2 separate regions of the Homo sapiens genome follow, and region 1 is linked to region 2. Evidence: chromatin contacts called from ENCODE Hi-C or POLR2A ChIA-PET data. All regions are on one chromosome and are shown on one strand. The core of a region is the stretch at or near the end of the contact, and the rest is flanking DNA. Distances in the headings are between cores, read along the strand shown.

Evidence for each region. A loop is a pair of places that touch in the nucleus more often than their neighbours do. ChIA-PET counts read pairs that join two places held with the same protein, here RNA polymerase II (POLR2A). Pooled maps may share reads with other maps.
Region 1: a pooled map shows a loop between it and region 2 (2.6-fold over the local background). The contact joins two enhancer-like sites. A Hi-C loop is called at or near these places in 1 of 50 pooled maps. POLR2A ChIA-PET finds 5 or more read pairs at or near these places in 2 of 52 experiments (A673 and activated T-cell).

Annotation. Positions count from the first base shown.
Region 1 is chr5:150,079,091-150,082,421 of GRCh38, forward strand. CSF1R (colony stimulating factor 1 receptor) reads right to left here. Exons shown (of 21, transcript NM_001288705.3): 2 at 1,677-1,934; 3 at 962-1,246. Among named protein-coding and RNA genes, the nearest start is that of CSF1R, 5.8 kb to the right of the region's middle. RefSeq lists enhancers at 2,554-3,195, 2,655-2,864. Within about 2 kb of position 1,974, at least 7 of the 41 ENCODE cell types and tissues checked have a DNase peak (open chromatin) inside an H3K27ac peak, as active enhancers do.
Region 2 is chr5:149,803,875-149,807,227 of GRCh38, forward strand. All of the region lies in intron 1 of PPARGC1B (PPARG coactivator 1 beta), which reads left to right. Among named protein-coding and RNA genes, the nearest start is that of MIR378A, 73 kb to the left of the region's middle. RefSeq lists enhancers at 362-1,171, 1,823-2,472, 2,062-2,206 and a cis regulatory region at 2,129-2,139. Within about 2 kb of position 2,102, at least 29 of the 41 ENCODE cell types and tissues checked have a DNase peak (open chromatin) inside an H3K27ac peak, as active enhancers do.

The sequences.
Region 1 (3,331 bases), core at 724-3,223, 280 kb after region 2:
TCCTAAGGCCCAGGGACATGAAAGGACTCACCCAAGGTCCCTGAGGGGGTGTCAAGGCAGAACTAGGGCCCAGGACCTTTGGCTCTTGGCCAGCCCAGGGCTCTGCAGGATGAAATGCCAGGAAAGAGCCCTAATGGCCTCCTCTGCCCACACAGCTGGGGTCCTTTGACCCCCTGGGCAGGTTTAGTGGCTTCAGATCCCAGTGGCATTGGGCTAGCTGCTTCACTCTGACCCTGGCCCTTGTTACAGGGACTGATTGCTGTCTCAAGCCCAGGTCCTCAGGCTGGGGTCCTGCTTGCTCTCACCAGTCCTCCCAGAAACCAGAATCCTGCCTGCCATCCCAGCAGGGTGAGACTCCACCTCCACTGTTACCTGGCCACCGCGAGAGCCATCACACGCACCCACCATCTCCTCCCTGCCTCTTGGCTCAGCATCCCTCCTACACATGCCCAGCACTTGGCCTTAGGCAGGCCCCCAGTGGGAAATCCATGTCTGAGGCTGAGCTTCCGTCCTCTTTCCATACCTAGAACATTCAGAGCCTGTCCCCACCTCACCACTTGGTACTCACTGTCCCCCTGCTGAAGCAGATCTTTGCACAGCCACCTTCTTCATGTCATTCAGATTTCCGCTCTAATAAAGTGTTTCCTTCTCAGTGAGGCTCCCCGCCCTACACACTCCTTATTCAGCTACCATGTTGAATGTTTATTTTTGTAGCATGTCCAATGACTTGAGATGACCTTGCCCACTGAGTTATTTGCTCACATGTGGTTTGTCTCCCTGCCCCGACACCTTGTCAGTCCTGCCCCATAGATGATCGTGGAACCATTGAGGGGAAGAAGTGAAAGAAAGAGGACATCCCACTGCCCCCCATCACACCCAGTCCCCAGTCACCACCCATGTGGCCGCCGGCTCTCTGTCCCCACTCTTCAGGCCTGGCTGCCGGTCCCCATGCCCCACGCACCTTTCTGCACTTTCAGCCGGATGCTGATGGACATCACCTTCCTGCCACCCATCAGGGCACTGCATTGATAGTCCTGGCTCTGAATGAACTTGGCCCTGTGGATGGTGAAGCCATGCCAGGGCGAGAAGGAGTAGTTGGTGTGGCGCATGAGGGGCCGGCCACGCACACGCACCAGCGAGACGCCTGCTTCCAGCACCGGGTCTGTGAGCAGACAGGGCAGTAGTGCGTCCTGGTCCTCGAACACGACCACCTCCTGTGCTAGCACGTTCCAGGGCCGGGCAGGGTCTAGAGTAGAGGAGGGCACAGGGTTACAACTGCCCTCCCTCCACTGGGCCAAGGAGTACCTGGACATAGGTGACAAGGAAGCTCAGAGAGGCTGATCATTCATCTGAGGTCACACCACGCCAGGACAGTTCAGCGGATGCTTCAGCGTGGTGGCTCCAGAGTCAGGCGCACCTGGGCTCCAGTCTAGTCCCACTATGTGAGGCTGTGTGACCTTGGATAACCTCCCTGCACTTCTAGAAAATGCATCATCATAGACCCGACTTGCAGGGTTGTTGTGAGGACTGCATTACATTAGCAGCTCTTCCAGGTCCTTGCTCATAGCCAGCACTCAGTAAATGCAGAGCTGAATTGTTACGATTGTTAATTTTAGGGCCCATTGTAGTGGGGCCTGCCGGGTCAGGCCTCTTGGGAGGAGGCTCAGACTCCTCACCTTTGACATAGAGGTGGATGGCGGCGCTGCCTCCCAGGGGGTCTCCAGGCTCAGTGCAGCGATAGGTCCCCGTGTTTTGGAAGGTAGCGTTGTTGGTGCTGAGGATGCTGCTGGAGCCATCAGAGTACAGGGTCCAGTGAGGTGATGGGGGGCCATCCCATTCCACGCTGCCATTGCCCACACATCGCAAGGTCACCGTTGCTCCTGGCTTCACGACCAGCTCAGGGACACTGGGCTCTATCACTGGGATTCCCTGACCTGGTGGGAGAGAGGGACAGCAGACAGAAGTGAGGTCTAGGATGCGCCCCTTGGGCCGTCCTGACTCTGAGATGGGTGGTAGCTTGGCAGGGATGGTGCTGTGCCATCAAGGGACCACCTTGAACGAGCCCCTGCCCCCTGGTCATTTGCTCAGCTCCTAACCCTCAACCTGCTCAGGGACAGACTGATGTCTCTGATGTCCAGGAGGTCCCTCCTCTGAGAAAGGGGGCTTGCAGCTTGCTCAGCCTCTCACCCAGGCCTCTGTCCCCCTGGGGTCCTCAGCCTCCTGCCTCAGTCTTCCCTGCTGTGATGCCATCTTTCTACTCCCCAGGAATGGACTCTTTTAACCCTGTGTACAAAGTGGACGTATTTCTACCACCGAATGAAGAAACAAATGAATGGAATGTTCACGGCCAAGTCCTCAGCTTAATTCATATGGGAAAGAAAAAAAAAGAGATGTAGGATCTTAGCCCAGCAGAGTTAGAGAGGTCCCAAGAATCTCCTGGTGTGCCCGCTCCCACCAATGGACATCTGGTCTGCAGCACAGTGGGATGGGGAGGTGCCATGCCTCAGTTTCCCCACCTATAAAACAGGGACAATCATCGTACCCACTCATTGGTATGTTAGGCATTTTAAATGCATGGGAAGACTTTAGAACATCACCTGTCACCAAATAAATGGCTCAGTAAGAGTTAGTCACTATGTTTATTACCTAGTCTACACCCAGCAGCTCACCCCGGCACCCCCACACATCTGTGTTTACTGGGAAGCCAATCTCTTTTAAGGAAAATTTTCTTGAAGGAGAAAAGAGAACTTGAAACCCCTATCAGGCTGTCCGGGAAGAAGGCCCGTTGCCTCTGCAGCGTCAGCATTTTTCCAGGGCCTAAAATAGGGGCAAAGGAGGGAAGTGAGAGCTGATTCAAGCCTCCGAGGGGCTGCCAGGCGCCCCCCAGCCTGTGTGGGCGGAAACACATTGTTGGCGTCAGGCTCAGCCCCCGGTTTCCGCTCAGCCTGTGGCCCTTCTACAGGGATGTTCTCACTTCTGCTTCCCCAGCCTCCTAGCCACTCTCCTCTCTCCAGGCAGGGAGAGGGAGTGCCACTTGCGGGGCAGCTGTGAGGCTGGGCTCTGACGCTGACCCACTGGCTGACCCTGGCCATCCAACTCCTCAGCTCTGGCCCTTCCTCTTCCCAGTGATGGGGGCACAATGACAGGCCAGCCCCGAGGGCTTTCGGTGAATTCAGGGTATCTCCATTGTTCTCTGCAAACCCCCTTGAAATGGAAATTCCCCCTGCCCCACCATAGAGCCCAGAATTGGAAAGGTTTCCTCTCTCAAGTCCTTTCAGGATGGCTTAATTCACGTTTTGATTTTGTATTCATCAGAATGTGCATCCCTTCT
Region 2 (3,353 bases), core at 852-3,351:
TCGAGTCTGCAGGACCTGAGCGAGTGGTGGTCTGCTCAGCAGGCCTCCTTGGCTTCCCTTGGCCTCTGGCCCTCACTGACCACATGACCAAGGAGAGCCTGCTGGGGCCAAAGAGAACCTCTTTCCCACCAGCTTTATCTGGGAGCCTGTGGGTCTGCGTTTCTCATCATCTGACCCACTGGAAAAGGAAAGGCAGGAGTTTCCATAAGGGAATAAATGGATGCGGAAGGAAACCACCCCTCAACCCCCGGTAAAGGGGGGTTAGTGTGAGAGAGACTGCAGCCTTCACGATAGTGTGAGGCAGAGATGCCAAAACTGTCCTGGGAAATAGTGCCTCTGCGCCTCCACCCCACACCCTCCCGTCCTGCAAAGGTTTAGTAAGCACCTACTCAGTGCTTGGCACCTTTCCAGGTGCTGGGACTCAGCAAAGGACAAGGCCAGGTGCTTGGACAGTTTATATTCTGGAGAGGAGACGGATGGTCCCTGGTTCCATGCTATGCTTAAAACACAGTGATGCGGCCGGGTGCGGTGGCTCACACCTATAATCCCAGCACTTTGCGAGGCTGAGGTGGGTAGATCACTTGAGGTCAGGAGCTTGAAACCAGCCTGGCCAACATGGCGAAACCCCATCTCTACCAAAAATACAAAAATTAGCCAGGTGGTGGAGCATGCCTGTAGTCCCAGCTACTCGGGACGCTGAAGCAGGAGAATCGCTTGAACCCAGGAGACAGATTGCAGTGAGGTGAGCTCACACCGCTGCACTCCAGCTGGGGCGACAGAGTGAGACGCTGTCTCAAAAAAACAAAAACAAAAACCCACAGTGATGTAATCCCCGTGAGTGGAAGGATTGGAGTGTTGGGGAAGGCCTCTCTCACTGCGACTGAACAGTGGGAAGGTGGCCCCAGGACCTGGGGGAGGTGTCCCAGGTGGACAGCCCCAGACAGAGGGTTGTGTTCCATGGGAAGGAAGAAGGCCACCATGCCTACTGTATAGGGAGGGTGGGAGAGTCCAGGAGGTGGTGAGAAAGCAGGCAGGCTCCAGCTGCACTCGGCCCCTGAGGACTCCGGGTTTTAGTCAAGGGCAATGAGAAGTCAGGGGAGGGTTTTCAGCAGGAGAGTGAGCGATGAGCCCTGGTATCCGCTCTGCCTCCAGCTCGCTGGGCATGGTGGGCAAGCCCTGCCCCTCTTGATGGGAGCTTCCTCCTTCGTGATGTTGCCTGGGCTTCTGGAACCCAGGAAGACTCTCAAAGGTACTAACAGGTGTGGAGAACTTTCCCCTCCCCATTCTTTCAAAGTCACATAGATAACATGGGGAATGCCCACTTTGCTGGATTCTCACAGGCTGCTCAGACACCCTGAGTGGTAAATACCATGGACTTGGGGAGTGGTTTCTTAGTCTGGGGTTTGGGTCAAATTAACTATCATAGGGTCCTTAAATAGCCTACAAAGTAGTGTATATGGAAAATAGGTACGTGTATATGAGTTTATGCAAATAGAGAATTCACATGCAAGATACATCACCCTACTTCTAATGTGTAAGAAAGAAATAGAAATATGGCTATTTATTTATTTATTTGTTTTTTTGAGACGGAGTCTCACTGTGTCCCCCAGGCTGGAGTGCAGTGGCATGATCTCGGCTCACTGCAACCTCTGCCTCCCGGGTTCAAGCGATTCACCTGCCTCTGCCTCCCGAATAGCTGGGATTACAGGCGTGCACCACCACGCCTGGCTAATTTTTGTATTTTTAGTAGAGATGGGGTTTTGCCATGTTGGCCAGGCTGGTCTCGAACTCCTGACCTCAGGTGATCTGACCCACCCACCTTGGTGCTGGGATTACAGGTGTAAGCCACTGCGCCTGGCCTATTTATCTTTTTTGCCAATCACATAATGTTAAATTCACTCTGGTTAAATAGGAATATGATGGGTTGCCACTATATGACTTTTGGTTAATAAACATGGGAAACCTAATTAACTCTTTCATAATTCCTCCCATTTCAAAGCCCAGGGCCATGGTGGAGCTGTGGGGGTTCCCCAGGGAGCCCAGTGTGGGAACCACAGGACCAGATGGGCTGTGAGGCCCCTCCAGCTCCCACGCTGTGCAGCAGCAGGGGCAGCTGTGGGCCGAGCACTGCTGAGTCATCTCTCCCTCGGCCTGGTCATGTGTTGGCTGACAAGCCCAGGCTGGTGTGGAGTCCTGGCCTGGGTTATTGGGGAACTGACTTCAGCTCTGGCCTGCCGAGGCCCCCAGCCTACTGGGAAGGGGGAATCGCCAGCTACCTACTGCCTGTCCACCCACCTGAGGGTCCCCTGTCTGTTCATAAACCCCAGGAGCCGGCCACCTGAGAGGGCTGCATATCCTGGGTGTGTGAGTGCTGCCTGGGGGCTCTGGCATGACAGCAAGGCGGCAGTCAGCTCCAGGCAGCACTGGGCTGAAGGTGTGCACTGGCATCTTGCTGCCCTGTTGAGCATGACATTTCCTTAAATGCCATGAAGGGGCTGCCTGACCTTCACTCTCTTGCCAGGACCCCCTTTCTACCTCTTTCTGGGTTATTTATAACAGTGTTTACAAGAAAAAGGGCTTCTCAGCTGAGCCCTGGCCCTGCTCCCTCGGTCTCTCCTGCCAGCCAGGGCAGGAGATGCGGAAATAGAACCAGAGAACGTGGACACTATAGGACCCCAGAAAACACCTCCAGATGGAGTGTGTGGGACACTTTGTTTTTTTAGGTCTCTGGGACTTTTTTTTTTTTTTTTTTGAGACAGTTTCGCTGTTGTCGCCCAGGCTGGAGTGCAATGGTGTGATCTCGGCTCACTGCAACCTCCGCCTCCTGGGTTCCAGCGATTCTCCCGCCTCAGCCTCTCGAGTAGCTGGGATTATAGGCACCCACCACCATGCCCAGCTAATTTTTGTATTTTTAGTAGAGACGGGGTTTCACCATATTGGTCAGCTGCTCTCGAACTCCTGTCCTCAGGCCGTCCACCCACCCTGGCCTCGTAAAGTGCTGGAATTATAGGCTTGAGCCACTGTGCCTGGCCAACTTTTTAAAAAAAATTGTGGTAAAATGTACCTAACATAAAATTTACCCTTTTTTTTTTTCCTTTTTGAGACAGGGTCTTGCTCTGTCATCTAGGCTAGAGTAGTGCAGTGGTACCATCACAGCTCACTGCAGCCTCAACTTCCTGGGATCAGGTGATCCTTCCACCTCAGACTCCAGAGTAGTTGGGACAATAGGCATACGCTACTGTGCCTGGCCAATTTTTGTATTTTTTTTTTTTTTAGAGACAGGGTTTTGCCACGTTGCTCAGACTAAAATTTACCATTTATAAAGTACAAAACAGTGGCATTAAGTCCATTCA